2 separate regions of the Homo sapiens genome follow, and region 1 is linked to region 2. A link is a loop called in an ENCODE intact Hi-C map of the cell type or tissue named here. Cell type or tissue: heart right ventricle. All regions are shown on one strand. Links, peaks and the distances in the headings refer to the core of each region. The heading gives the core; the rest is flanking DNA.

Region 1 (15,177 bases), core at 3,887-8,886, 95 kb after region 2:
GTCCTGGCCAGCCCTGGCAATGGGTGCCCACCCAGTGGGTCTCTTAACAGCTGGCAAAGATGCTTCTTCCCCATATCTGAGTCACCCATGGCCACATGGTGCTCATGGTGGTAAAATTTGCCCAGCAAAGAGCACTTATTGACCTGAGTTCCACAGCGAGCAGCCTCATCCCCAAGACCATCCACCCTCCATCTGCCTCTTGCAGGCCCGCCCAGCGCTCTGGCCCACCTGGTTGGCTCCCCTGATTTCTCATCTGTTGATTTAGAAAGGAGCCCATGGGGGATGCAGGAGGCTCTGATCTGTGGCTCTGTGTTTGCCGAGGACGCTGGAGCCTTGGAAGGGGATTAGAAATTCATAACCAGTGTGATTTGGGTCCCCTCCTGAGTCCTGTGTGTGCATGCCCTGGGCTCCTCATTGAAGAGTGAATAGGTTGGTTTTGGAGGGTCTGAGGACAGTGAAGCCAGTGTGGCTCTTCTGCCTGTTGCTGGGTCTTTAGGGGCATCTAGTCGTGAGAATGCTGGTGCTACTGAGCATCAGGGTCTGAGGACCCCTGGCTGGGTAGCTTTGCTGGTGTAGATGCCCCCCAGAGTCCAGCTTACCCTGTGACAACATTGGCCCATCGACAAAAGCTGAGGGCAGAGGGGAGCTCCCTGTCTTCCTGACATCTCCTGGGGTCCTTCCTGCAGCAACAGCCTACACACCATCGGGATTCCGGACCAGCCAAGCACCGGTGAGCTGGAACTCCAGGCACATCCTCCTTCTCGCCTCCCTTATTAACCAAGGATGGTTAGGAAGCCCTGAGGCCCAGAACTGGGGGCATGTGGGCTTAAAAATCAGGGTGCCTACCCTCAGGGGCTCCAGCCTGATGGGGAAGGACAAGCATGATGCAGACCATTATGCTCTGTGGTGGGGGTCAGTGTGGGTTTGTATTTCGGCAGCATAGAAATGACGCAGTTAAATGTCAGAGGCTCTTGGGCTCTGAGACCCGGCTGTGCCACTGACTGGCTGTGGGATTCTGGGTAAGTGACTTACGGTGCTGAGCCTCAGCTTTCTTTTTTTTTTGAGACAGAGTTTTGCTCTGTCACCCAGGCTGGAGTGCAGTGATCTTGGCTCACTGCAACTTCCACCTCCCAAGTGATCTGAGCCTCAGTTCAAGTGGTTCAAGTGATCTGATCAGTTTTCTACTCTATGTAATGAAGATTATGTTAGGATTTGGGAGGAACAAACCAGTTGATGCAATTAAGTGTTCAGCACAATGTCTGGCACATAGTAGGTGCTTACTGAGCAGTAGCTCTTATTTATGCATTCAGTAAGCAGATGTTTAGTGAGCACCTGCTGCGTGCCAGACCCTGCTCAGGGGAGTGAGAACTTGGTGGTGAAGAAAAGCTGGATGCTTTGTCCTTAGACATCTTAGAGTCTGGATCGAAGGACTGAGTGTGAATCACTCACAATCGGCTCTGAAGGGGAGAGTGGGGTCCTAGTAGTGTCTGTAACAAAGGATCCTACTGCAAAGATGGAGAGGAGAGGATGGGCTCAGAGGCATTAGGGGTCAATGGACAGGCTTGGCTGCCAGGTTCAGTGAGGGAGGAGAGGAGGTGCCTAGGACAGCACCCAGGCTCCTGGCCGGGGCCACTGCATGGACAGATGGAGGTGTTATTTACAGGGTGAGGAGACTGGAGAAGAGCTGGGTTTGGAGGATGCAGAGAGTTTATGATCTTGGGCTTGTACGTGTTGGGTTTGCAATGCTTTTGAGACTCTGCACCTGATGCATAGTTGGGGGCTGGATCTTACTTTGCAGACCCCTGGCGGAGCACTGCTCTCAGAGGCTCATACATGGGGGGACCCACGAACCATCACAGGTAAAGGTTGTTGTTGAGGAGAGGGGACACTCCTACCCTGATGGGGGTGTGGAGCAGGGGTCAAGGTCACCTCTCAAGGTCACCTCTGAGCTGAGTCCTAAAGGAGAAGTGCAACTCACCAGACAGAGAAGGGGGAGGACACTGAGGGCTGAGGGGTCCTGCAGAGGCCCAGGTACTGAGGAGGGAGAGCCGCGTGGTCATGGAGCTGGAGGTGTTCAGGACAGCTGTGTGGCAGCGGGGAGGAGGAAGCTGTACAGGAGGCCAGGAGCCACAGGAATCAGAGCAGGAGGGGACTGGAATGCCGGTTGTAGGTTTTGCATTTAACCTGTGGGTCGTAGGGACTCATCAGCCCATTCCATTACAGCAGGAGGATGTGCTCAGGGTTGTCATGTTTGAGGAAGGAATTTGGGTGCAGGTGAACAGGGACTGAGGCTCTGGCTGCAAAGAGATCAGCTAAGAGGCCAGCGATGGTGCAGGTGACAGAAAAGGGCAAGGCAGCTACATGGGGACAGCAATAAGCGAGGGCATGGGAGGAGCCTCAGGGAGACAGAGCGGACTCGGGCCATTGAGGGGCACAGTGTGGATTATGGTCAGAGGGCTTGGGCGCAGTGGAAGAGTGGGTAACACTGGATGTTCTGTGAGCCACCAGCAGGAACGACAGACACACTCTGAAGGGCCATCCTGCAGGGAATTAAGTCACACAATGTGAGTTTAGGACAGGACATTATTATATGGACACATGTAATAATCCTCTCGGCAATCCTGGGAGGTAGGTGCTGCTGTCACCCCTATTTTATAGATGAGCAAACAGAGACACAGAGAGGTTTAGTAACTTGCCTAAGGTCACACAGCTAATTAGCAGCAAAGCTGGGGCTTAAACCCAGGAAGTGGCCCCCAAGTCCATGCTCTTAACTGTGATCCTGCCTGGGCTGTAGGAGATGACTCTGCTGTGCTGCTGCCCTCAGGAGCTCCAGTGCACAGATGGAACCACGGGCAAAGTGAGTGAAGTGGACCAATACCTCTAGCTGTGGGAATCAGAGAAGACTCCCAGGAGGAGGCATCATTTTAACTTGGTCCTTAGGGTAGGGAGTGTTTGAACAGAGTGGTGGCGTGTCAGTCAGGGTGGTTATTGCAAGCCACAGAAAATGATTGTGGATGACGAAAGCAAAATAAGTTGTTATTAAGTCAATAAGAGGTTATTTCAAAAATCACTGAGACAGTTAGAAAGTCAGGCTTGGGGCTGTGGCATCAGGACAAGTGCTGCAAATCAACCGATGGATGACAGCGTCTCAACCTCCTCCACCAAGTCCTGGAGCCTACAGCTTGCCCCGCCTCCACTATCACTACCTGACACTGCAGGCTACAGCTGAACCCCTGCTGTCTCTTTTCCCATGGAGCCTCCGGCCTCTGCTGCTACCCTTGCCACCATCACCAGAATAGGCTCAGCAAGGAGAACCCTTGCTGTTGGGCTTCTGGCCCGAAGTCTAGACTGGGAGGTGGGGAGACCTGATTGCAGAAGCCTCATCATGTGACTTCACTCAAGTTGTAAAGGAGACCAGGAAAGAGCCTCTTCCGCATTTTCAGGCTCTGTCTCCTAAGTGGGAAATTCCCCAATCAGTAGGAAGACATTTTTCAATAATGTAACAAACACACTGGACAGGGCTATGGCCATCGTGTCAGGTGACAAGGTTGGCACATGTGAAGGTGAAGAGGAGGGAACGGCATAGACCACACAGAGGATGGTTAAGGTGCAGCAGAAAGATTAGAACACAAGCTCTGTCCTTAGAATGTGCTTCTCGGCTACTACACATCAAGACAACTGAAAACAGCAGTGACTGAGCAGTGTGAATATGAGCGTGCTTGTGAGCAGCTGTATCCTGACAGGGCTGACACCGGCTCTCCCTGTGTTGTTGCCTCTGTGGACTCTGCTGGCTGAGGCTGAGTGATAGTGGCTGGGAATGCTGCTTCCTGGCAGCCTGTGTGTCCCTGCTTGGCCTCCCCAGGTGCTGATGGTTGGCTGCCTACTTGCTCCCCATGCAGCATCCCTGCTGAGAGCAGAACTGTGACCTGTCCTGCACATCTATTTCTGGGACATCACAGCCCTAAGCTCCCACTCATTCATGCCTTCACTTACTAATGCACTCTGAGCACCTATGTTGAGCAGATGGCCCTGCTCTCCCAACCCCTATCTGCGTCTTGATATTTGTCACCCATAGAAGCAGCTATGGTGGGAAAGATGCTGACCAGGAGATCAAGTTCATTCTGGCTCTAGTGAATTACTCTGGACACTTGGGCAGGACACTTGACCTCTGTATGCCCAATTTTCCTGTCTATGAGACATGTCCCAGTAACCCATCTGTGTGGTTTTTCACTCCTGCCCTGCATCTGCCTGAGCCAAGACCACTCGCCATTTTGTGTTCTGTGTCTCACCATGAACTCTTGCCTCTTCTGGATACTCAGATGTCTCTTCTTCGTCACATAGCCTGTGACTCACTCTCAGACTCCCTGTGCCCTGCTGGAGAAACCCAGGGCTGGAGAGGGAGCTGTCTGGCTCTTCCTAAACCTGCAGGACCCAGTGGGTGCGTGGATACACCATTTAGCGAAGATGCTCTCTCCACTACCACGTGCATTGCATGGCCCCGCCAGGCTGGCGGACCAACGCCCTAGCACTTTGCAGGCCCCATTTTAAGCGCCCATGGTGGTTGGGGATGTGAGCCCTCCCCACAGTGGTGAGAGAACATCTCTGGAGAGGAAAGAAGGGGGAAATAGGAGAAGAGGGAAGAATGGGAAGTTGTGGAAGGAAGAGGAGGAGAAGAGAAAGAGCAGAAACAGGGAAGAGAGAAGAGGAAGAAATGAGTGAAGAAGATGGAGGGTGAGGGGGTAAGGAGGGCAAAGGAGGAGAGACATAAAAGGACAAGCAGGGGCTGGGCACGGTGGCTCATGCCTGTAATCCCAGCACTTTGGGAGGCTGAGGCAGGTGGATCGCCTGAGGTCAGGAGTTCAAGACCGGCCTAGCCAACAGGGTAAATCCCTGTCTCTACTAAAAAATACAAAAATTAGCTGGGCATGGTGGTGCGTTGCCTGTAATCCCACCTATTCAGGAGGCTGAGGCAGGAGAATTGCTTGAACCCTGGAGGCGGAGGTTGCAGTGAGCCAAGATCATGCCACTGCACTCCAGCCTGGGTGATAGAACGAGGCTCTGTCTCAAAATAGATAAATAAATAAATAAATAAATAGGACAAGCAAGGGCAAGGGGAGAAGAAGGGAGGAAAACGGTACAGTAAGGAGGAGGGCAGAGAGGAGAAGGGAGGGCAAAGGCAGGGTTGGAAGAAGGGGTTATAGAGGCAGGGGAATGGGCAAGAAGGGACAGCAGAGACAGCAAAGGGGAGTAGAGCGAGGGGGGGGCAGGGGCAGAGATGGTTGCAGAAAAATGGGGGAGGGAAGGAAAAGAAACAAAAACAAGGAGGAAGCAACTGTCTTAGAGGGTGGAGAAAGGGATGGAGTAGAATGGAACGGAGAGGGATTAGAGGAAGGAAGAAGTGGGGGGAAAGAAAGAGGAGGAGGAAGGCAGAAGTTACCCCCGGAGCCAGCTTGCAAGGGCTCTGCCCACCTGGGCTTCCCCAGAGTAGAGGGGCTTTGGTCTCTGAGATGACTCCCTGAAAGCTTTCCATCCTTGCTCGCCGGCAGGTCTGGCAAATGGGGGACAAGTAGGCCTTATGCACAGTGACTGCTTGTTAAAGGGCCCCAGCAGAAACAACTCCAACAGGTCTCTCTCTACCCGCCAACAGCTCAGCCTGTCTCAGAGCCTAGCAGGCCAGGAGGGTCTGGGGGGCAGGGCCAGGATCCACATCTAAAGATGCCATGTGGCATGGCCAGGCACAGTGGCTCACACCTGTAATCCCAGAACTTTGGAAGGCTGAGGCGGGTGGACCACTTGAGGTCAGGAGTTCGAGACCAGCCTAGCCAACATGGTGAAACCCCGTCTCCACTAAAAATACAAAAATTAGCTGGGCATGGTGGCGGGCATGTCTAATCACAGTTACTCGGGAGGCTGAGGCAGGAGAATGGCTTGAACCCAGGAGGCAGAGGTTGCAGTGAGCTGAGATTGTGCCACTGCACTCCAGCACTCCAGCTTGAGCAACAGAGAAAGACTGCCTAAAAAAAACAAAAAACAAAAAACAAAAAACAAAAAAAAAAAACCTGTGGCAGGACAAGAACTTGGCTGGGCTTTAGGACAGTTGGGTTCTAGGCACAAGTTAACCAAAAATTTGCTGAGCAACCATGGTCAAGTCATTTAACCTCCCCGGGCTTCGGTTTTCTTCTCTGCAAAAAGAAGAGCTGGCATTGTGTTCCCTTTCACTTCAGGGTTCTGTGGCTTATGAATAAGAATAACTCAGAAATATATTGATTACTTACTATATGCCAGATCCTAAAGGCTTTATATCATTTAAACTTGTATATATATGCATATAGATAAATCATGTATATAAATATCTCGGAAAGAACTCTAGCTGTCATTGCTCCAAGTTGCTCACAGGAACTTGGAAACTGCATAATATGCCAAAGGCCATGCAGCCAGTGAGTGACAGAGCAGGCTTTCCCCAGCCCACACTCGGGCAAATCCCGAGCCTGCCCCCAAATAGCTCCATTTTCCGAGAGAGGGAGCCACTTCATTACAAAGGTCCCTCTCTACAAAGACAGAACACGGAGGCCGATTAAAGCCCGTCAGCCCGGCATCATTTTTGTAATCGATGCTCCGTGATTGTGAACTGGGTGTCTGTCGGCAGCTGCCTAATTTTAGCTGGGTCTTTGCAGGCTTCTCACCAGGCTCACCCTCCCCCATGGATGAGCAGAGAGGTTCCAAGAAGCATCATCGATCTTTTGACTAAAGTGTCCTCATGAAATACAAATCTGTCGTTTCTCAGCGAGCCGTCTGTCGTGGTGGCACAGAAGAGATGCCACCGGGAGAGTGAGAACCATAATTTCATGTAAAACCGGACGTCTTACATGGTCCCCCGCAACCCACCTCTTCCCTGCTTTCACCTTGGCCTCCCAGCTCAGTCATGGGAAATCGATACCTTTTACTGTTTCAACTTTGGCACAGAGCGATGGGGGAAGAGCTGTCAATAGGTGTTGAAGACATTCCCAGTTGTGGGCAAGCTCCCTGTTAGGGGGGCCCTGGCCTCTGGCAGTGAGTTGGCACCGAGTTACTTGAATGAGGAGGATTTAGTGCTCCTGTCCTTGGGCACTCTGCCCAGTATAAGTGGCTAAGGAGGCATCAGGGGAGGGCCTGGGTCCAGAGAATGAAAACACCTTCCTTAAATAGCAACAGCTTCTCATGGGCATAATGGCCCTACACACATAGCAGGAAAGGTGACTTATTCTAAGGCCACACAGCAAGCTTAAGTATAATCACAACTCCACCACTTACTATGTGACAACAAGCAAGTAACTGGACCTCTCCAAGACTCAGTTTCCTCAGTTGTGAAATGGAGTTATGCTTGCACCCACCTCATAGGGTTATTGGAAGGGTTAGCTGAGTAAAAGCACGTTGAGTATTTAACACGGTGCTAGAAAGACAGAAATCAACTAAAATAATAGTTATTAATACTAGTAATATTTTTCGATGTTAACCTGTTTGCTTTGCTCTAAGATGATATCTATCAGAAGATACACCATCAATTTAATAACAGCTTCGAGAGGGAAGAAAACAAAAAAGAAACAGAAAATGAAATGTCTGCCCATTGAAGGATGTGTCTTATTTTAGAACGTTTAAAATATATGTCCCAGAATCGAAGAAATACAATATTGACAACAGAGGGCTCTTTTTAGATCTCAGATTCCTGGAACCCTCCCACGAGCCCTCAAAGCGTGAGAATGGAAGTAGTGTTGTCCAGGAGAGAAGACCAGAGTTTACTCTGCTACCAACCGGCCGAGTGACCCCAGGAAAGTCCCTCTCCTTTTTTGGCCTCAGTGTTCTGCCTAGACAGTGCACAGGTGGCATGAGATGATCCCTCAGGCCCTTCTAGCCCTGGGTCTGGCAGGACAGGCGTGAATTCTTCTCTCTGTCGTCCTGCTCACCGGGTGGGGCCACTTCCCCTGCCGTGCTAGACTCACCAGCCTGCAGGATTTCTGGAAGGCAGGCACCAGCAAGAGCTCTAGCTGATTAATCCTCCCCCTACTTAGGGGCTCCCAGGGCTGCCTTTGAGGGGGTGGGAAGGAAGAACAGGTGGGTGGGGCCAGGAAAGGGAAGGGAGATGAGCCACAGATTCCATTTGGGTCTGTTTACTCCCATTCGCTCCTGGTTACCTTTAAACAGGATAAAATTACACTCGAATCCCCTTCATCTCCATGCGATACTTCTGAAAAAAGAGCAACTTGACCTCTTAGGAGTTAAAAAAAAAATGGAAAACGTGAGAGCTACGTAATATCCAGTGGATGCTGAGGGTGGGGCATTTTCAGGGAGCTCATATGTAAACCTCCTTGATGTCTTGAAAAATAAAACCAGACCAGCGTTCAGTGGCAGGAGGGGAGGAGAGTATTCCAGGAGGAAAGCCAGCTCCCTCTGAGGCAGAAAGAAGGCTGGGTGGGGAAGAATTGGGGACAGGCAGGGCTCTGAGATACTCAGGGGAGGATTTGGGGGCTGATGAAGAGCTCTGGCATCGGCGCTCCCCAGGAATCTGCACTTCTTTTTTTTTTTTTTCTTTTTGAGATGGAGAAACACTCTTGTTGCCCAAGCTAGAGTGCAATGGCAGGATCTTGGCTCACTGCAACCTCCACTTCCTGGGTTCAAGTGATTCTCCTGCTTCAGCCTCCCTAGTAGCTGGGATTACAGGTGTGCGAATCCATGCCCGGCTAATTTTTTGTATTTTTAGTAGAGACAGGGTTTCACCATGTTAGCTAGGCTGGTCTCGAACTCCTGAATCTGCACTTCTTAATCAACCCAGTAAACTACTCCCCAGCCCTTTACAAATAGGCTCCTGACCCACTTTGCTATGTCTCCATGACAACTCCTCATCAGTAAATCCCTGCCTTGGCCCTCAGCTCCTGACGGCTTCCCACCCTAGCTCTCTTCCTGTTCATCTGTGACCGTGGTTCCCCCAGCTCTCACTTCTGTTTACTCTGTTTCTGCTCCTTCGTCCCCTTCACTGCTTCCTTTCCGAAGATGCCCCCAAACTTTGTTCGGGAGACTTAGGAACCTGCAGTTCAGCATTAGAGGCAACAGGCACAGAGCACTAGAAGCAGGCAAGAGTCTGATGTTGCTAAAAGATAAATGCTATTTTTTTTTTTTTTGCTGTTTTTAAAAAATAATACAAAGCCTTAGAGAAATATCCTAGGCAAACTCCCAGGGGCTCAGTGCTGGGCTTGGAGCACTATTGGATATTATATTTGCACAGCCACTCGGCAGCTCCAACACAAGCATCCTCATGTCATTCTACATTCGGGCCTTAAGGCTGCAATAGATGGCCTGAGCAAGGCGGGGCCAAACCCCTTAGGCCAACTTAAAGCAAAGGCAAGTAACTGGCATTTCCCTTTTTTTCAACAGAGGATGGCGTTCAAAATGCTCTTTCTTTAGTAAACTTGTTTTCCCCCTTTTTCTGAGCCACTTGACCCCTCTCCTGGTCACTCCCATTGTCCTGTGGTTCTAAATTCTTAGCACATCTTGGACACCAGCCTGTAGCTTGAAGGATGCTCCATTTTTCATCTTGCAAACACCCTTTGCCTTGGAGCATGGCTTTGCTTGATGAATGTGCTTGCTGTTTTTCTTATAAAAGCCCCTTCTGGCTGGGTAGGAAATCACCCCTAAACGAAACCTTCAAAGCCTGTGCACATCCCACAGGTACACCGTCATGTCCCCCTAGTAGAACAACCAAACCCCTCATAATTAACCCTTCTGAAAAATATCCGGGATTTATAGTCACTGGTGCTTTCACTTACAGAGGTGATGGATGTTTTCAAGCTGATGTAAGACTGGAGGTAGCATGTTCAAAGATAAAGAGAATGAACTTGGAAGCAGATGCATCTGGTTTCAAAATCTGGTTCCATCATTTGTTGATCATGTGACCTTGAACCAGCAGCTCTCTACCCTCGGTCACACATTTCCCCATAGCAATGACCTTACAGGGTTACTGAGAGGCTGAGCACAATGTCTGTCACCTGACACAATGAATCATGGTCCACGGTCCTAACCTTTCTTCTAGTATTTCTCCAGTTGTGTTTTAATCATCAACATATTTGCCTGTAGTCCTCACAGGCTCCAGAGTTCCTTGAGGACAGGAACCACATCTTACTTGTACTCTTGGCATAGAGCCAGTGCCTGTTATGCAGTAGGTGCCTAATGAATGCAGCCTGATTTAGTGGAACACAATGGCGTCCTTTGAATCCTCCTTTGCTCCAGTCATTGTGTTCTCTTCTTCAGTAGCTCTATGTATGTGTCAGATTTTCCTAATCTGTCTTCGGTGTCTATCATTCTCTCTGTATTCATTATTTTACTTAGAGTCAACAACAAGTTTTATTATATATCTTAGATTTACACATTTCATTTTTGATTCTTTTCTTTCTTTTTTTTTTGAGGCTGAGTCTCACTCTGTTGGCCAGGATGGAGTGCAATGGCACGATCTCGGCTCACTGCAATCTCTGCCTCCAAGGTTCAAGCGATTCTCCTGCCTCAGCCTCCTGAGTAGCTCAGACTACAGGCATGCACCACCAAGCCAGGCTAATTTTTTGTATTTTTAATAGAGATGGGGTTTCACCATGTCAGCCAGGCTGGTCTCAAACTCCTGACCTCAGGTGTTCTGCCTTCCTTGGCCTCCCAAAGTGCTGAGATTACAGGTGTGAGCCACTGCACCTAGCCCATTTAATGAAAAAATTACACACACACACACATGCACACACCACACACACACACACACACACACACACACAGAGCTTTTTCCCTAGTATGTAGTTAACACTATGAACCATGATAGTGGAATAACTTCTTTTGACCTAGATAGCTGCGTTTCTGGTTGCATTTCATTACATTGAACAACTTCAGTAGATACAATATCGCTAAATGGAAAAAATGAGAATGACTTTAGAACCTGTATTTTCTTGATGTGTTTAAGACCTAAGGACCCTTTTTATCCTAACAGGGCTCCAAAGGTCATCTAAAGAAAATGAGGTTATTTATAAACTATCTGGAGCACCTGCCTAAGGACCACTGCCCATAGTTATTCAGTATCTTCAGGCCTCCCAGAATGAGGTAATGGTATCACAGATTTCTGTGAAAATGCTTTCCTCTTATCACAAGCATCTTCATTTGCAAGTTGAGTACTTGATGATGGTAAGACGATCTTGTACATGAAGTTTGCCCAACTGTATGTACATGTTGACTGAAACATGACTGGATGCTCTTATTGAGAGATCCATTTCAAAATCACCCTTTCTTTTGGAATTCTCCTCCATTAGTTCAGCGGCCAAACCAAGGCATGGAAATTCCAGGACAACAGAGAAGGCTGTGACATGCCTGGGAAATTCTTCCCTAGCTACGAGAGAAACATTTATTTTACCCATCATGTGACCCATAAGCTCTCCAAGCACCTCTGTAGCTATCAAATACTCTGGCCAGTGGGTGAGGTTCTGTAAGTACAAAGTTTCTGTAAGTGGACCCATGTTGGTGTTGTCTGAGTGGGACAGGTCATCACAGATGGGGGTCCTGAGTGTGGCCCTCATGCCACTGCTGCAGCCCACCTTGAGGGGGTCCTGAGCATGGCCCACTGGAAGCCATGCTGTGCCTGGGTTGCAGGGCAGGGCTGGTGAGGATCTTTCTCTCTTTCTTTCTTTTTTCTTTCTTTCTTTCTTTTCTTTCTTTCTTTCTTTCTTTCTTTCTTTCTTTCTTTCTTTCTTTCTTTCTTTCTTTCTTTTTCTTTCTTTCTTCCTTCCTTCCTTCCTTTCTTTCTTTTTCTTTCTCTCTCTTTCTTCCTTTCTTTCTTGCCTGCCTGCTTGCTTGCTTTCTTTTTCTTTCTTTCTTTCCTTTCTTTCTTTCTTTCTTTCTTTCTTTCTTTCTTTCTTTCTTTCTTTCCTTCTTTCTTTCTCTCTCTCTCTTTCTCTCTTTCTTTCTTTTTTTGAGACGGAGTCTTGCTCTGTCACCTAGGCTGGAGGGCAGTGGCATGATCTCGGCCCACTGCAACCTCCACTTCCTGGGTTCAAGTGATTCTCCTGCCTCAGCCTCCCGAATAGCTGCGATTACAGGCATGTGCCACCATGCCTGGCTAATTTTTGTATTTTTAGAGATGGAGTTTTGCCATGTTGGCCAGGCTGGTCTCGAACTCCTGACCTCAAGCGATCCCTCTGCCTCGGCCTCCCAAAGTGCTGGGATTATGGGGGCATGAGCCACCATGCCCGGTCAGGAGCTTTCATATTCATTTCTCTGGCTTTGCTCTTTTTTGTTTGGAGCTGAATGATTTTCTGAAGCTGATTTTCTTCTGCTTCGCTGATGGAATTTCCATTCATGCTTACTCACTGTTACTGATTTTATGGCATTCACCTCTGTAATATTTTCATTATAGTTTCTTTCATTTCTTTCTTAAGATATGCCACTCCATTTTCATCTCTCTCTCTGTAATTTTCATCAATAACTCTTCTTTGAGCCCTTTGGCTCTGAGTTTTTTGTTTTGTTTTGTGTTCAGTTTTCATGCTAGCTTCTCTGAACTTTTGTTCTGATTCTTGGGCAATTTCTTGTATAAAGTAAGTCCCTCGTCTACCTTTTGATTCTATGCATTTTCTCTCATTTCTCTTTCCTTTGGGAGGCCTGGCTCTGTGTGCTAGCTCCTGCATTTGTTTCTTGCTGGCCATTATTTATTTCTGAATAGAGCTGGCCATTTGTTGGAGTAGAAGAGGCAGCGAGCAGGACAGTCCTTTGCTTGCATTTGGATTTGTCACCCCAAATGTGTCATTTTCTTTGTCAAAGGGAGGGAAGTAAGGGCCCCTCCATTTTTAGTTGTCAAGCAAGAGTTTAGCATGGCTCTAGGAAAATCACATAAGGCCACAGGTTCTCTGTGTGCTGTGACCTGGGGATCCACCCTGCCCGGCTCCTTCCACAGGCCTCTTCATCTCAGTGGTATCTGGGAGACCAGGCGTGGACCATGGTAACGGCTTGCCAGCCTGAGGTCTCCTCGGCCCCTCTCCCTCTGCCATGCTGAATCAGGGCACTGGGTCCCTTGCAGCCAGTCTGCCGACACCTCCCCTCACACCAGTTAAAAGGTTACTGCCAGGCCTTTCAAGGAGTTTGACGCATAGCATTTGGCCTCCACGTCTCATGTAATAACAGTCTAATCCTTCCAGTACTCAGAAGTCAACCCTGATTCCTGTGTTTCTCTCATATCCCACAATGAACCCATCCACAGAGCTTGTCGGCTCCATTTCAACCTGTGTCCAGAATTTATTCCCGTCTCACCCCCTGCATTTTGACCACCCTGGGCCGTGCCATACCTGGGCCACCACCTCGTGCCTGGACAGCTGCAGTAGCCTCCTGAGTGGTCTCCCTGCTCCCTCCTTTGTCCATGAGTCTCATCATGTCACGTCATTCCACTGCATGGGAACCCTTCCAGGGCTCTCTATGTTAGTCAGGCTTATGGAGCCCTGTCCTCTCTGGAGCTTCAGTGTGACTTTGCTCTGCCCCTCCTCCTCTCCCCTTCATCTCCCCCTGCCTCCCCTCCCCTGCATCGACACCAGCCTCCTTGCTCTTCCTCGACGCTCCAGGAGCACTCCTGTCTTGCCTTGGCACAGTGGCCTCTGCTGCCTGGAAGGTGCCTCTCCCATCTGCATGGCCAACTTCCTTACCTTTTTTCAGTTGTCCTTAAATGTCATCTTCTCAGCCAGGCCTGCTGTGGCCATGTTCTGCAGTGCTTCATCTTGCCCGCACTCTCTGTGTTCTCAACTCCCTTGAACCTGCTTTAGTTTTCCTTTTGCCTTAGTTCTTACATCACATTTACTTCTTTATTATATTTGTTATCTGTTCCTCCCTTTTAACGTGTAAGCTGCATAAAGGCAGGAAAATTCTCTTGTCTACTGCAATATCACTAGGGCTGGGGGCCGAGCCTGTCACACGGTTGGCCTTAATACACATTTGTGAATGGAGGGAGGAGTGAATGAAGGAATGCATAAATGCAGAGACACGCAGGTCCTGCTCGAGGTCGAGCCTGTCCTCAGAGCCCAGCCCTGTATTTACTTCATGATATTTCAGACCTTCAGCAGAAAGAGGAGGTTGGTGCTGTGGCCTTTTCCTTGCCTGATGGAAAGGGAGACCACTTGTTTCCAGTTTTTCATCTTTTTTTTTTTCCTGTTTGTGGTGCGTTTCCACCCTTCATTGTTAGCAGACCAAAGTTAACATTAACTGGACAGCTCAGGAAAATTGTGCCCAGCCCAGAGCCCCTCTTGTCACAGGGCCTGGGCCTGTCTTGGTTCCACTTGGCTGGCATGGCCCCTGCACGTGGACACAGGAACCAGGTGCACCCGATTGAGGACCTAAGGCAGGAGGAGCAGCACAATTAAAGCCGGCGGAGTCCTTCACCAGAAGCTGCCACCCCTGACTATAGTCCCAGCTCTGAGACACCCCCAGCACATCTACTTAGTCAACTTTACGAAGTTCATTTTCCTTCTCTAGACGATGGGATCGATCAACCTAATGGACATGTTTTTATTCCCTGGTGCAGCAAGAGATATAATTTCTCTGCTACCACCAAGTCCATTTCCAACTCACTTAGGCCCCCAGCTGCCAATCTGCGGTGGAATGAGTGATGACCAATGGCTGGGGTTTGCTCATCACTCCTGACCCTCTGGGGTAGCTGCTGTCTCTCTTCTCTTCTGGATGGAATGAGCTGATCTCTTCTGAAGCCACCCAAGCCTGCCTCTCTCCTTGGATTCTCACTGGAGCCTATTAGGAAAACCAATCTGCCATCAGATGCTGGGCGTCTAATTAAGTCCCTTGGCATTCAGAGAGTGAGACTGTAGAGCCTGTTACTCTTCCATCAGTTCTCACTTGGCTGTGCTTGAGGGTGAGCCTCTAGTTCCAGTATGTGTAAAAAGCCCAGATAGCAAAGGGAGGAGACTGGGGCGAGCAGGCCAGGCCCTGGACCGCAAAATACAAGGAAGAAAGAGAATAGTCAAGCAACAAGTCTAATCTGGGCTCTGGTGGCCCAGACAGTCCAACCTTGGGTCATCCTCGAGGCCTCTTTTCCCCACCTACCCCAACGCCAGCACATCTCAAAGATTCCTGGAATCTGCTCATCTCTCCCAGTTCTATTGTCCTGTGTTACCATTTCTCCTGGACAGCCCA
Region 2 (15,177 bases), core at 6,230-11,229:
AACTGTGCATTGGGCAAAGGGAAATGATCAGACATTTCAGGGACTACTGGACACTGGCTCTGAGCTGACATTGATTCCAGGGGACCCAAAACATCATTGCAGTCCTCCAGTTAGAGTAGGGGCTTATGGAGGTCAGCTAGTTAATGGAGTTTTAGCTCAGGTCCGACTTAGAGTGGGTCCAGTGGGTCCCCTGACTCATCTTGCAGTCATTTCCCCAGTGTCAGAATGCATAATTGGCATAGACATACTTAGCAGCTGGCAGAACCCCCACATTGGCTCCCTGACTGGTAGGGTGAGGGCTATTATGGTGGGAAAGGCCAAATGGAAGCCATTCGAACTGCCTCTACCTAGAAAAATAGTAAATCAAAAACAATATCGCATCCCTGGAGGGAATGTGGATATGAGTGCCACCATCAAAGACTTGAAAGACGCGGGGGTGGTAATTCCCACCACATCCCCATTCAACTCTCCCATTTGGCCTGTGCAGAAGACAGATGGATCTTGGAGAAAAACAGTGGATTATTATAAGCTTAACCAAGTGGTGACTCCAATTGCAGCTGCTGTACTAGATGTGGATTCATTGCTTGAGCAAATTAACACAACTCCTGGTCCCTGTTATGCAACCATTGACTTGGTAAATGCCTTTTTCTCCATTCCTGTCCATAAGGCCCACCAGAAGCAATTTGCCTTCAGCTGGTAAGGCCAGCAATATACCTTTACTGTCCTACCTCAGGGGTATATCAACTCTCCAGCTTTGTGTCATAATCTTATTTGGAGAGACCTTGATTGCTTTTTTCTTCCAGAAGATATCACACTGGTCCATTACATTGATGACATTATGCTGATTATACCAGTGAGCAAGAAGTAGCAAACACACGGTACTTACTGGTGAGACATTTGCGTGCCAGAGGATGGGAAATAAATTCAACTAAAATTCAGGGACCTTCTACCTCAATACAATTTCTAGAGGTCCAGTGGTGTGGGGCCTGTTGAAACATTCCTTCTAAGATGAAGGATAGGTTGCTGCATTTGGCCCCTCCTACAACCAAGAAAGAGGCACAATGCCTAGTGGGCCTATTTGGATTATGGCAGCAACGCATTCATCATTTGGGTGTGTTACTCCAGCCCATTTATCTAGTGACCCAAAAGGCTGCCAGTTTTGAGTGGGGTCCAGAACAGGAGAAGGCTCTGCAACAGTTCCAGGCTGCAGTGCAAGCTGCTCTGCCATTTGGGCCATATGACCCAGCAGATCCAATGGTGCTTGAGGTGTCAGTGGCAGATAGGGTTGCTGTTTGGTGCCTTTGGCAGGCCCCTGTAGGTGAATCACACAGAGGCTTCTGGGATTGTGGAGCAAGGCCCTGCCATCTTCTGCAGATAACTACTCTCCTCTTGAGAGACAGCTCTTGGCCTATTACTGGGCTTTGGTAGAAACTGAATGTTTGACTATGGGTCATCAAGTCACCATGTGACCTGAACTGCCTATCATGAACTGGGTGCTTTCTTAACCATCAAGCAATAACGTGGGTCATACAGAGCTGTATTCCATCATCAAATGGAAGTGGTATATAAGTGATCGGGCTCGAGCAGATCCTGAAGGCACAAGTACGTTACATGAGGAAGTGGCTCAAATGCCCATGATCTCGACTTCTGCCACCCTGCCTCCTCTTCCCCAGCCTGCACCAATGGCCTCATGGGGAGTTCCCTATGATCAGTTGACAGAGGAAGAGAAGACTAGGGCCTGGTTCACAGATGGTTCTGCAGGATACTCAGGCACCACCTGAAAGTGGACAGCTGCATCACTACAGCCCCTTTCTAGGACATCCCCGAAGTACAATGGTGAAGGGACATCTTCCCAGTGGGCAGAACTTTGGTAAGTGCACCTGGCTGTGAACTTTGCAAGGAAGGAAAAATGGCCAGATGTGTGATTATATACTGATTCATGGGCTGTAGCCAATTGTTTGGCTGGATGGTCAGGGACTTGGAAGAAGCATGGTTAGAAAATTGGTGACAAAGACATTTGGGGAAGAGATATGTGGATGGGCCTCTCTGAGTGGTCAAAAACTGTGAAGATATTTGTATCCCATGTGACTGCTCACCAATGGGTAACCTCAGCAGAGGAGGATTTTAATAATCAAGTGGATAGGATGACCCCTTCTGGGGACACCACTCAGCCTCTTTCCCAAGCCATCCCTGTCATCACCCAATGGGCCCATGAACGAAGTGACCACGGTGGCAGGGATAGAAGTTACTAATGAGCTCAGCAACATGGACTTCCACTCGCCAAGGCTGGCCTGGCTATGGCCACTGGTGAGTGCTCAATTTGCCAGCAGCAGAGACCAACGCTGAGCCCTTGATATGGCACCACTCCTGGCAGTGATCAGCCAGCTACCTGGTGGCAGGTTGATTATATTGGACCTCTTGCATCACGGAAAGGACAGAGGTTTGTCCTCATTGGAATAGACACTTACTCCAGATATGGGTTTGCCTCTCCTGCACACAATGCTTCTGCCAAGACTACCATCCATGTACTCACAGACTACCTTATCCACCGTCATGGCATTCCAAACAGCATAGTAGTAGAAGAAGGTAGTCATCGATACCAGCTATGACCACGTGATCAGCTGCAGAAATGAAGACTGTAACCGTCATGGGTATTTCCTCCTTCTTTGGTTAAAAACATGTCTGTGCATGTATACACTCGTACTAAGAAAATATATTCATTTTATTTCCTTTTCCTTTATCACGTGACATAAAATTTATTGACTTCATATCAGCATTAAAGTATTGTTAACTTTATGAATAGTATTTGAGTTGGGGAATTGGTGGGTTTCTGGTTGTACAAAGGATAAGTTGTATTATTTTAGGCGTAATTTTGACCTTATTATTATCTTTATTTGAAGATTATGTATGATCTCAGGAGATGTGTACGGATTCAGGTTGACAAGGGTGGACTTATCATGGTTAATACAGAGTGTTAACTTGATTGGATTGAAGGATGGAAAATATTGATCCTGGGTGTGTCTGTGAGGGTGTTGCCAAAGGAGATTAACATATGGGGCAGTGGGCTGGGGAAGGCAACCCACTCTTAATCTGGTGGGCACCATCTAATCAGCTGCCAGCGAATATAAAACAGGCAGAAAAACATGAAAAGGCAAGACTGGCCTAGCCTCCCAGCCTACATCTTTCTCCTGTGCTGGATGCTTTCTGACCTTGAACATTGGACTCCAAGTTCTTTGGTTTTGAGACTCAGACTGGCTCTCCTTGCTCCTCAAGCTTGCAGACAGCTTATCGTGGGACCCTGTGGTCACGTTAATACTTAATAAACTCCCCTTTATACATATATATATATATATTCTGTCTCTCCAGAGAACTCCCCTCTAGAGAGGACTTCTGTCCCTCTAAAGAACCCTGACTAATACATCCTGGGACCCTGCAGGCTCTGGGGTCTGAGATGTCCCCTCAGCCGTGCTGGGAGCTGCCTGTGTCACCACATCTGTGCGGTTACTAAGGCAGCCACCTCAGCTCAGGGCAGGGAAGTGGAAAACAGGCCAGAGCTTGATGAGGCTGCACATTCTTATCTGTCCCCTGAGCCCCTGGCCCCACAACACGTCTCCCAATACTGAGGCCATGGGCTGCTCTCTGGGCCTTGAGCTGAAGGCCTGTCCCGCCTTGGCCCAGGGTGGGTGAGGGGCTTCCCTCCTTTCAAGTCTGGCCAGAGACAACAGGGGAGGTGACTTGGAGAGAGGTCTGGCTGGCCAGGACCTGGGGCTGCAGGATTGGTGGGTGCCCTTGGTTTGACCCTGAGAGACTCCCTTCTCCTTCCACACCCAGACCTCTGTACCCGGGGCTGTGGAGGAGTTCACCTGCCAGTCACCCCCGTTCCTCTCCTCCAGGCTGGGAAGCAACAGCCCAGGACTTGCCTCCACTCTCCTGGCAGGCTTGCTGGGCTGGGTGGGTGAGTGGCACTGAGCGTGTTACAGGCGGCCGCTGGGCGGTGGAGGAAGGTGTGCCTATAGTCCAGGGGTGAGCACCTGGGACCCCCAGCTGCCTTTTCTCATCTGGCCAAGTGAGTCCCTGGTGGCTGTGATTCGGCTGTCTCTGGGCCCAGCTGTGGCCTGGAAGGTCTGTTTGTGGCTCAGGCCTCAGGTGTCCCTTCCTCAATCCTCCTACAGTGAGTCATGCTATTGCTGGCTCAGTCTCACCTGTTTTCTGAAGGTGTCACTCGATGCCTGGATCTGGCAGTGAGCCTAGCACTCTGAGAAGGTTCCTGGGCTCCCACCAGCCTGCCAAGATCCCACCTTGGGCTCATGGTAGCTTCCTTTCAAGTGGCAGGTCAGGAAGAATGAGGCTTTTCATTCCTTCAAACTCTGGTTCCAGTCCTGGATCTGAAACTCTCACATGGCTCCCCTTCCTCACTGGTCAAGTGGGGATTATAACTTCCTGGTCACAGTGCTGGTGCAAAGACCCACTGGGTGTAATGCCTGTGGGGGTTTGGAATGTGGCAGAGTTGGGGGAACCCTTCTCTCCAGGGTGGGGTGGGCAGGAAGTCCTGCCTCCACTTCGTGCTGTGTGACCTTGGGTTCATGGTCAACCTCTCTGAGCCTTTGTTTCCTCATCTGTAAATGGAGATGTTGTGATGATGAAATAAGAGCAAAGACAAGTCTTTGCTCAAACTTTGTTTCCTCAGTGAGGCTTCCCTGACCGTCGTATTTAATTCTGAGCCCACCACACGTCCCACTGTCCTGCCTCCAGCATTGTGTTTAATTTATTTATACATTATGTTTATAGTTTATTGTCTGTCTGCCCCACTGGAATGTCAGGTCCATGAGGACAGTGATGCAAGTGGCTAATAAACGAGATAATTTCCTCCTCCCTTCCCTCCTTCCCTCTTTCTTCCTTACAAATACACAGTATACCAGGACCAATGCCAGACCTCTAGCATTTCAGCAGTGAAGAAGGCAGACAAGGTCCCGGCCCTCAAACAGCCCTCATCCAGCAGTCAAGACACATATTAAACAGGCAGAGGGGAGGAGCAGCAGGCCTTTGGGTCCAGTAGTGCCAGGGCCTGCCAGGCGCCTGAGCCTCAGACTGAAAAAGGCTGGAAGTATCTGAGCCGAGAGCCTGGGTCTGCACAGCCGTGGAAGCCTCTCCCCGACCTTCCCCCAGGGTGATGGTCAGAGCCCTCCCTGCCAGCTCACGGGGGCTCAGGCCTGGCCAGCTCAGGGACTGTTTCAGGGGAGGCCGCTGAGGAGTGAAGATGGGAGTGGCTTGTGTCCTTCCCATGGCCAAGTCTACGGGGCTCTGGGCTCTGGTTTCCTCTCTGTGGCAGGTGACCCTAGGACCCCAACCTTCCTGCTCTGGAGCTGCTGAAGTTAGGGTGGGCAGAGAGGGGGCTGCCCTGGGATATCCTGAGGGACCCAGTGCAGATCTGGCCCTTCCCAGAATTCCAACCCCTCCCTGATTATTCTCCCATTTCTTTCCTTCCCCGGGAATCAAATTCCTTTCCAGAGAAACCTGAACTGACCCTGGCAGGACAGTTGCTGCTTAGAGCCCACTGAGAATACAGCCAATTAAATGGGGAAATATGGAAGAAGACCTCCACGGCGGGGCAGGGCGAGTCCATCAGAAAAATAAACAGACATGAAACGACAGCGGGCTCCTGGCTTCTGGTTCTTCTGTTGCTTTTTATCTGAGCAAGACGAACCGGAAATCCCAATGGCTCCACGCTGCACTTGTCATCTCCCTTGTAATTAATACCCCTGGGTAAAAATCTGTTCAGCCGGGAGTACACCTGCTGAGGGGCTAGCCCCACGGGCTTTGTCACCTGGGACCATTTAGCCCACTCAGCTGTGGGGAGCGGGTGCAGGGGACCCTAGGGACGGATTAATTTCTGTTATTATAACAGACAACACTGTGGAGGAGCCCCCAGCAGGCTGCAGCAGGGATGCATCCACACTGGCCAGCCCTGGGCCTGGGGGGATGGCAGGTCCGGAGAAGAGAGAAGCCAGGAGGTTTCCCGTTCCTGTTTCTCCAGTCTGGGAGGCAGTGGTGTCCCCTGGAAATTATAGGTAGTGGAATCCTAAAAGCAGTTTACAGATGATGTCAAGTACCAATGCCTTCCTGGGAAGGATCTAACTCTGCTGGCAGGTTAACCAGGCTCAGGAGGAAGTGGAGAAGGAGTGGGGGCTTCTGGAACCGTTGGTCCCCCCTAAGACCCTGGATCCTTGAAGGGAGAGACTAGGGTGAGCCAGGTGATGACAGGGGATGGCGGAGCACAGAATCAGCAACCAGGACGCCATATTCTAATGCTAAGAGGAGCTTGGTGATGATAAGCCCGACGCCCTCCTTTTGCAGATGCTGAAATGTGAGAGGGGAGGGTCTTGGGTGGAGGATTTGCAGATCTCACGGTCCCTTCCATGGCATCTGTGACGCACAGAATCTTGGAATTAGAGCTTCTTTCATAGACTCAAAGATACCTTAATGGAGTGTTTGAATCACAGATTCGGAGAGTCTTATCCCTTTTACAAAATCCCAGAATGACAGGATCACAGATGCATTCATAGAATCACAGACCCAAAGAATCTTGGGATTAAGAAATCGCTAGGAAAGACTTGCAACCACATTCACAGCAGGCTTGGCCCTGAGAAATACAGAATGATCCAGGACACGTGGAGTTGAAATAGACATGGTGGAATCAGCATCTCAGCACAGGACGTGACCTTGGTCCAACTCCCCTGGAAATGCAGGAAGCCCTCTCTTCACCGTCCTGAGTAATGATTTGAACTCTGGTAGGGATGGTGTGGTCACTACCTGACAGGGCCATCTATCCCATTCTTGGGCAGATCAGGCTGCTAGGGCTGAGCCTGAATTTACTCCCACGTGACCCACCCACAGCTCTGTCCTGGCTCCTCCAGGAACTGAACATGTAAAGTGATCTGGACACACATACAGAGGCTTAACCCAGCTAAGGACAGCTTGATCCTTGGCCAAAGGGGTCTGTCTCCCTCTAGGGAAGGGTCAGGCACCAGGACGAAGGAACGGATGGAGCTGCTCGGCTCACCTCAACCCATTTCAGTTCACCCACATGAGCAGGAGGTGTCCAGTCTGCTCCTGGAGGAGGGGCCAGTCAGGGACAGGGGCAGACAGGCAGGAATGCCCACTGGGAAGGAGGCTCAGAGGGGCTCTGGGAGAAAGAATGATTCCCCTTGGGTCCCCAGAGACAGGGAAAATCCAATCATGGCCTCAACTGCAAGGAACACGGCACACACACATGCACAGACACATACACACAGATACACACAGACACACACACATAGACACAGACACATACATACAAACATACACACATACACACACAGACATACACACATACACACACAGATGCACAGACACAGAGACACACAGACAAAGGCACCCCATATGCCTCCAAGATAATACAAAGCTATGGGCGCAGCGTCTGGTGCCCCCCTGTGTCCAGCTCTTCTACCCCTCTGGTCTTGTTTCTTGCTGTTTTCTCAAATGCTGCATAGGACTGCCCTTCACTCCTGTTTGGGTTGGACAGGGTCATCTTAACTAATGGCAGTTAGTTAAGGACAAGTGAGTTGGGAAAAACCCAGGAAAAGTCTTGCAAATCCAATACATCTGAACTGTGTGTCACCTCCCCTCCCTCTCTGGAGGCCCAGAGCATCCTGTTGTCCTGGTAGAGGGGTCCAGGCTGGCTCCTGCCCCTGTCCAGGTTCCTCTCAATCCCGCCTCAAGGCTCACCCTCTCACCTCTCAGGTTGGTGTCCCCTCCTTTCCTCTGAATTCTTGCTATTCCTGCTGGCATATCTGCTAATCCCTGGCTGGCCTCCCTGCGTCTCCCATGCCGAAGCTTCTTCAAAAGAACTCCGCACCCGCATATCTGGGAATAATTTCTGTTTTCCAGTGAGCAGGGAAGTGTTAATTACTACCAGCACCTTCCTTGTCTCTTTTGAAACCTCCGTCTCAGAGCTGTGTGATAAAGGAACTAAATCCTAATTAATAACAGACAGCACCATTCTGAAATTGTGTTTTCCTGTTCTCAGAGATTATAATCAGCAAGGGAGGATGAGAGAGAGAGGTGGGAGGTTGGGGAGAAAACAAGAAAAGAAAGAAAACAGTTCTTCAGCTGGGGGAGGAATCACAGGGCTTTGAGAACACATAGGCAGGCCTCTGGTGGTCCCTGGGAGGTGGGGGGAAGCAGGTGACCATGGGCAAGACCAATAAAACCTGCAGAATTGGATTTTTGTTTCTAGATTACTGATATCTGGACACATTCCACTCTCCATGTTATGGTGGAAAGTTGATTTGTTCAAATAAAATAAAATGTGCTGCTGAGCATTCCGTGTCCTGGGTACAAATCTGGAAAGGAGGAAAGTGGTGGTTTCCGAGTACAAACAGCACTCACCCAGCTGCTGCTGTGCCCACTGTAGGCAGGCCACTGCGGGTAGGATGCGACTGCCAATGTCGCAGAAGCAAGTCCTTGATAATCACAGTGGGACAGGTTTTCTGAGCTGTAGACTGACTCTGTGTCTGGCAGCCTGATGGGGCAGGCACTGGCATGGGGACAGCAGGGGGCTGGCATGGCGGGGACACTGGAGGAAGGGCACTCCTGGCTTGGTGGCCATGGCCTCTGAATGTCTGCAGGCTTCTCAGGCCCTAGGGTAGAAATGCAGGAGGTAACAGGGAGACCTGGATTTCGCCAGCTCTGAGGCCCTCCTGCCTTAGAGGGAATCTGGTCTCTTGCAAGCTCCCTGAGAGCCACTGGGTGTCTCAGGTGGGCTCAACAGCCAACGGGTCACCTACGATCAGAGTGGGGAGGCAGCTCTGTTCTCCCTCCTGCTGCCACTGACCTGCACTTGGGAAGCCACAAGAAGGACTTCAAGGGCCTCAGTCGGGACGAAAGTGCCTAAGAGCCTGGGTCCTCATGACCTTTGAGCTGCCCGTCGTCAAGCTTCCTGAGTGGGACATGGTTCTATGCAGAAGCTGGGAGAATGCCTGCTCTCAGTTCAGCGATACGCTTTCTTCTGGGTCCTGAGCACCTAGCAAGTACCAGTCCCTAGCAGCAGTGTGGTCAAAGAGCTAAACAAACAGGGTTTCTGCTCAGACACCTAGAATCTAGGGAGTGACAGGAGCACACGCTCAATTGCTCCTCCAAAGCCCAACTGTGTAGGGGTAGGAATAACTGTGTCCCTGAGCATGCTATTGGTTCCATATACCTGCACAGGTATGTGCTGCCTCCTGCCAACACATTCCACTGTGTGGACAGGCTGGACAGACACACATAAGAACAGGGGCTGCTACAAGGTTGAGAGAGCCCATATGGGGAGGCGGTAATAGGGAATGGTGAAGGGTGCAGGCCTCGGGGCCAGGCCCCCCTGGGTTCATTTTCTGACTCCACCAAATGCTGAACGTGCCACCCTGTGTAAGTTATAGAACCTGTCTGAGCCTCAGTTTTCTCATTATCATTTCTTTTTGACAGACGGAGAAACTGAGGGGCAGAGAGATTAAGTGACTTGCTGGAAGGCATGGCAGTGTGAAGTGTCAGAGCCAGTCAGTCTGCTTTTAGAGTCCAGGCCCTCAAAGGCCATAGCATCTTGGGTGAGACTGACAATTTGCATTTCTTTTTTTTTAAAGTTTTATTGTTTTAGAGACAGAATCTCACTCTGTCGCCCAGGCTGGAGTACAGTGGCATAATCATAGCTCACTGTAGCCTTGACCTTCTGGGCTCAAGAAATCCTTCCACATCAGCCTCCTGAGTAGCTGGGATCACAGACATGCGTTGCCATTTCCGGCTAATTAAAAAAAATTTTTTTGAGATGGAGTCTTGCTATGTTGCCCAGGCTGGTCTTGAGCTTCTGGCTTCAAGCAATCCTCCAGCCTTGGCTTCCCACTTCTCTCCTGGAACCCCACTTTAAAAACCACTGGTCTACAGAATAAAGGTGGTGTGGAGAAGGGCTGGGGAGGAACATTTATGGAGCACCCACCATGTGATGGGTCCTGCCTTGTTACAAGGGCCACACTGAGTTCATCTCGGTTTGCATCTCTGTACAATGTGAAATGGGTTTGCTGTGAGGCTCCAGTAAGTCAACACACCATGTGAAGTGCTAAGCACAGGGCTGTGTGCAGTAAGTGCCCAGTGGAGTGTTAGCTGGTGCTGTCACTCTGCCTGTAGGCGGTACTGAAGCTGCATTATCCTGGTTAATCCCCTCATGAGCTCTGAGGACTAAGCTCAGACAGAAGATATTTAATGGAAAAAAAGATGAATGAGCCTGGCTTGAGATACTCAGGGGCCCTTCTGGGGCAGTGTGGCCTTGGACTGGACCTGGAGATTTGAGGAGGGGTGGGTGAGAGGGCAGGGTGGGGATCTCCTGACATAGGCAATGTTTTTGGCCTTGCAAAGTGACAAAAATAGCCTTTCCATTAGATTAATGCTCAGGAGGTGTCCTGGCAGGGTGTGGGTGTGACTGAGGCAGCAGGAGAAGGCCTAGGCCCTAAGCAGGGGGCAGGAGACTGAGGGCAGGAGCCGCTCTCCTGCTGACCTGCTGTGTGACTTGGGGCAGGTTCCTAACTGTCTTTGGTTTCATAGCATGTGATACGGTTTGGCTGTGTCCCCATCCAAATCTCACCTTGAACTGTAGCTCCCATAATTCCCATGTGTTGTGGGAGGGACCTGGTGGGAGGTAATTGAATCATGGAGGTGGGTCTTTCCCATGCTATTCTTATGATAGTAAGTCTCACAAGATCTGATGGTTTTATAAAGAGGAGTTCCCTGCAAAAGTTCTCTCTTGACTGCTGCCATGTAAGATGTGCCTTTCACCCTCTGCCATGATCCTGAGGCCTCCCCAGCCACGTGGAACTGTGAGTCCATTAAACCTCTTTTTCTTTATAAATTACCGAGTCTTGGGTATATCTTTATCAGCAGCGTGAAAATGGACTAATACAGCATGTCAGCCCAGGAGGGTGTCAAAAATAATCCGGTCCAACTCCATTCTTCACACATGGGGAAGATGAGGCCTGGAGAGGGGAAGCAACTTGCAGGAGAACCCTCAGCATGGATATCTGAGTGGAAGCAGAGCCTGCAGTTCCTGGGCTGTAAGAGTGGCTCTTGATCTCTGCACCTACTCATCGGCTGGGTCATCTTGAACAAGTTACCCAGCTTCTCTGAGCCTCAGTTCCTACACCTCAGGAAGCCCATCCACAGAAAAGCAACTCATTAAATGGGTGGGCTTCACTTTCAACAGCAGCCACTGAAGTCCTGGTCTTCGCAGACACAGGTCCTTCATAGCCGCTGCCTGCTTCTGTTTCTGCCTCTCTGGTGAAATGGCGGCCTGGTTTCCAGGCCCAGACCAGGGCTGATGTATCTGCCTGTCACTGGGTATCTAATGGATCATTGGACAAATTGATTTTTGCTAAATCGGTCATTTGATGAATTGATATTTGCTAAATGGATTTTCAGCAAATTAACCCAGAATCTCTACATCTGAGGGCTGTTCAAAAGATTAAATGAGATAATCCATGAGAAACATTTAGCATAGGGCTGGCACATAGTCGGTACTCACTAAATGTTAGCCATAATTATTATTTATTATTATTATTACCGATACTGTCATGGTTGTGACAAAGTACTGCAGATGCTGGGCAAGGGAGAATCTTGGTGGACAGGGTAATGGGGCAGGTGGAGTCGGGGGCTCAGGAACAGGGTGGGGCCTCAGGACCTGTCAAGCCTGATCCCAGGAAGAGGCCTGGTTAGGGACCAAGCCAGAGCTAGGTAACAGAGATGGCTAAGCTCAAGCTCTCAGAGCAAAGAAGGAGGAGGTCTGGGGCTAGGACCAGTCTGTCTATCCACAGCATTAGTCCCTGAGTACAGGGCAGCACATGGTTTGAGGGCAAGGTTGCGGGTCAGGCAGCCAGGGCCCAGCCCAGGCCCTGATGGCCTCTGGAGCCCTTTCTCTAAGGGTTTTTCTGGCTTTGCCACTCTGAGCTGCAAGATCACCTTTCTCTCCACGGGCTGTGCTTGCCTGCAAGCAAGGTGAATGCTCTTTGCTTTAAAACAGCCTCCCTGGGTGCCCGGAATCCTTGCTTAGCATCATTCCCCTTGGGTCAGCATTACCTTCCCAGAGCCCTGGGAGGGGCCATCCCAGCACTGGCTGTGAGCACCTCTGTGTCCCCACCCAGAGATACACATCTGCCCAGGGAAATGCACCTGACTGTTTTAGCCCAGCACCCTGTGACTACCCCCAATCTCAGGAGAAAGGCTGCCTTTGGGCCTCCATTTCCCACAGTGATGAGCGCTGGGAGGCTCAGCTTTGTCTTTCTGTCTCTTGTTGATATGGGCAGGTGTCGTGGCTGCGCCTGAAATCTCCACACACTTTACAGTTACCTTGGACACAAAAAAATTCCTTTTTGCTTAAGTTGATTTGGGTTGGCTTTTCTATTACTTACAACTGAAATATTCCAAAAGATTTTTCATGTTGCTCTGTCTTTGCAGGGAGGAGCCGTGGGCTCACAGGGTTGAGCGACTTCTGTGCCAGGTGCTGGGTTCAGTGCTTCCTCCCAAGTCATCACCACAGCCCTCCGAAGTCATCATTCCCATTTTGCAGATGAAGACACTCAGGTCCATGGAGATGGAGTAATCTGCCAAAGACCTTGAACTGGGAACTAGCTGAGCCATTCTCCTGCACCCAGCTGTCTTCTCTTGAGGCTCAGCGCTCAGGCCCTTGGGAGTCAGAGGACAGAGAACAAGGGCACCGTCCAGGCACCTCCGCAGGCCAGTCTACGGACCTGCCCAGGAAAGAGTAGGGGGGGTGGGGGTGGTACATGATGTAGGGGTTGAAATTTGAGTACTGGAAAAAGACAGATGTAGACAGAAAGGATTTTTTAAAATAACGGATAAACAACTTCAGCTCCTCTCCCCGAGTAGTTGGGCTCACATGTATGGTTAACCAAGGCTCTTTTCCTCTCCCTCCCCAACCGGGGCAATGGCAGGGGGCGGGGGCTGGGAAGGATCCCTGTCTCCTGGCTGTCCCCAGCACCCATGGCTTCTAAAAGCAGGCACATTTCGAGATATTCAGGAGGAAGAAGGAAGCTGAGCCTAGATCTGCAATCTCCTACTAAAATGAAAGCGATTTTACAGAAAGCTTAAGCCACAGTGCTCACGCAGCAGGCAAATGACTGGGTGGCCACCGGGCTCGGCTGCAGGTGAGGAGGTGGGGGCTCAGGGAGGTCGAGAGCAGCAGAGGAGGACCCAAGCCCAGCTCTGCCTGCCCCTCGGCCCTGGCTCTTTCTATTGTTGGGGGCGCCTCCGAGGTTTTGTCACTCACTCACTCACTCGCTCAGTCACTCATTCCATTATTCCTCCAGAAAACATGACTGAGGACCTATCAGGAGCCTGGCCTCTGGGAAGATTGGGTCCAGTAAAGACGGCAGAGAAGACAGCAGGAGGTCCAGAGGGCTGGGGAGGAGCGGGGAGAGGATGACACCTGTCTGCCTTCGGGGATTGAGGACAGAGAATGGGGTGCTCTGCTGGGAGGGACTGAAACCCACTGGGGCTGGCTTAAATCATACCTGGGACCTGATTCCCTGGAGACGTCTGGTGGAGCCTGGGCCTACTGGAGGGGACCGCTCTCCCTCCTTCCCTCCCTCCCTCTCTGGTCCCAGCTCCATGCTGTCTCTCTCCTGCCCTCCCTCCACCTTCTTCCTTCCCTCACTAGGGTCCTACAGGCGCCCTGGGCCCAGGTCCGGCTCTCGGGCCAACCCTGAGCTGATTGGTCTGCCTTGGGTCAGGTGTCTGCCCCAGTCCAGCCAGCTGTGGCAAGGGCGTGGCCACACAACACGTGCAAGTGCGGGGCGGGGGTCATCTCCGGGTCCAGAAGAGGTGGGGGTAGGGGTGATGGTAGGGGTGGGGGGTGGCACCCCAAGAAGGCACTGGCCGGGATCCTCACAACAGCCCTCGGAGGAGCTGTCTCCATGTTAGGGATGAGGTACTGGAGAGCCTTAGAAGCAAAGTGCCCGACTACCTGGGTAGCAAAGTCCAGACTTGAGCCCAGCCTGTCTGACTTCAGCTTCATGCTCAGAACCACGCGCCATGCTGCCCTATTGCGACCAAGCCCTGTGCCAGGGACACAGATGGAGGGCACACTGTCCTGCCCAGTGCAGCCCCATCACGAGTCAGGGAGGTCGCGTCTTCACAGTTGGTAGTGAAAGGTGTGGGTGTTTGGATGGTTCCTCTATTTAGAACTTATCCCATAGATGGGGAAACTGAGGCCCAGATTGGGGCAGGGGCTTGCCTGATGTGACAAAGCCCAGGTCTTCAAGGAGGAATGTGTGAGGCGAAGGAGGGTGGTCAGAAGCTGTGGGTGGGGCTGGCTTTGGGATGCAGCGGCTTGGGGCTTGGACCTGGGCTACAGTTCAGGGCCCAGCACAGGCTTGGGTGGGATTCAGGATCTTATGTGTGGGCTCCAGGAGGATTAACTGGGCAGCCACGTGCAGATGGATGAAGGGGAGAAGGGAAGGAAAGAGCTACTCCCTTGAATTCAGGTCGTGTGGACATGATGTCATGGCAGGTGGTTGAAAAGAAAAATACAAGAAAGCCACAGCAATAACACCACCAACCTAGTAGAGTATCGCTGAGCGTGGAGTTCAAACTGCATTGGAGACTCAGAGCTTTTAAAAATGAAACGTTATAAAGTTTGCATTTTGCAGGAAGAGAAAGAGGGTGAGGGCCCAGTGCTGGGTATAGAAGTCACTGGGAGGGACAGAAATAGCTTTTGTTTCTTATCTACTTCCAGGAACCCTATTAGGTGAGAGGGCTGACAGTGACAACATTTCCCCATTGGGGACGGCCCCGCCTTCCTGGAGATAGTGGCCTGATTATCCAAATGTCCCAGAATCCTCCAGAACATAAGTGCCCCGGGAGCAGGGACTTCTTGTATCTTGTTCTCGGCTTATCTCCAGTGCAGCATCAGATGCTCAGTGAAGATTTGGTAAATGAATGAATGAACGTGAAATCATGTGTGTTTTCCCCAACATTTCCACCAGTGGGGAAGCTTTTCCTTCACTCTATGCTCATCCAGCCCAGGGGTTATGAACCCAATTTTCAAAGTAAAGAGCTCAGGTTTAGACAGGTTTAATGACTCACTCATTTCTTTACAGGGAT

The links. Hi-C counts contacts between places; a loop is a spot of excess contacts. Peaks named below come from ENCODE experiments on the same cell type or tissue, not always from the same donor. Only the 100,000 strongest peaks of a DNase experiment are listed, where the experiment ranks them.
Region 1: it touches region 2 in a loop (2.2-fold over the local background); 5 of 110 quality-filtered maps call a loop at or near these places.

The regions. Positions count from the first base shown.
Region 1 is chr1:29,893,794-29,908,970 of GRCh38, forward strand. No RefSeq gene overlaps it. Among named protein-coding and RNA genes, the nearest start is that of LINC01648, 140 kb to the right of the region's middle. In heart right ventricle, for the core only: a CTCF peak has its summit at 6,523; a DNase peak (open chromatin) is centred at 7,108; H3K27ac peaks cover 1,642 bases.
Region 2 is chr1:29,796,627-29,811,803 of GRCh38, forward strand. No RefSeq gene overlaps it. Among named protein-coding and RNA genes, the nearest start is that of LINC01648, 230 kb to the right of the region's middle. RefSeq lists enhancers at 3,328-3,829, 13,900-14,870. In heart right ventricle, for the core only: no CTCF peak of the experiment used is centred there; no DNase peak of the experiment used is centred there; H3K27me3 peaks cover 1,190 bases.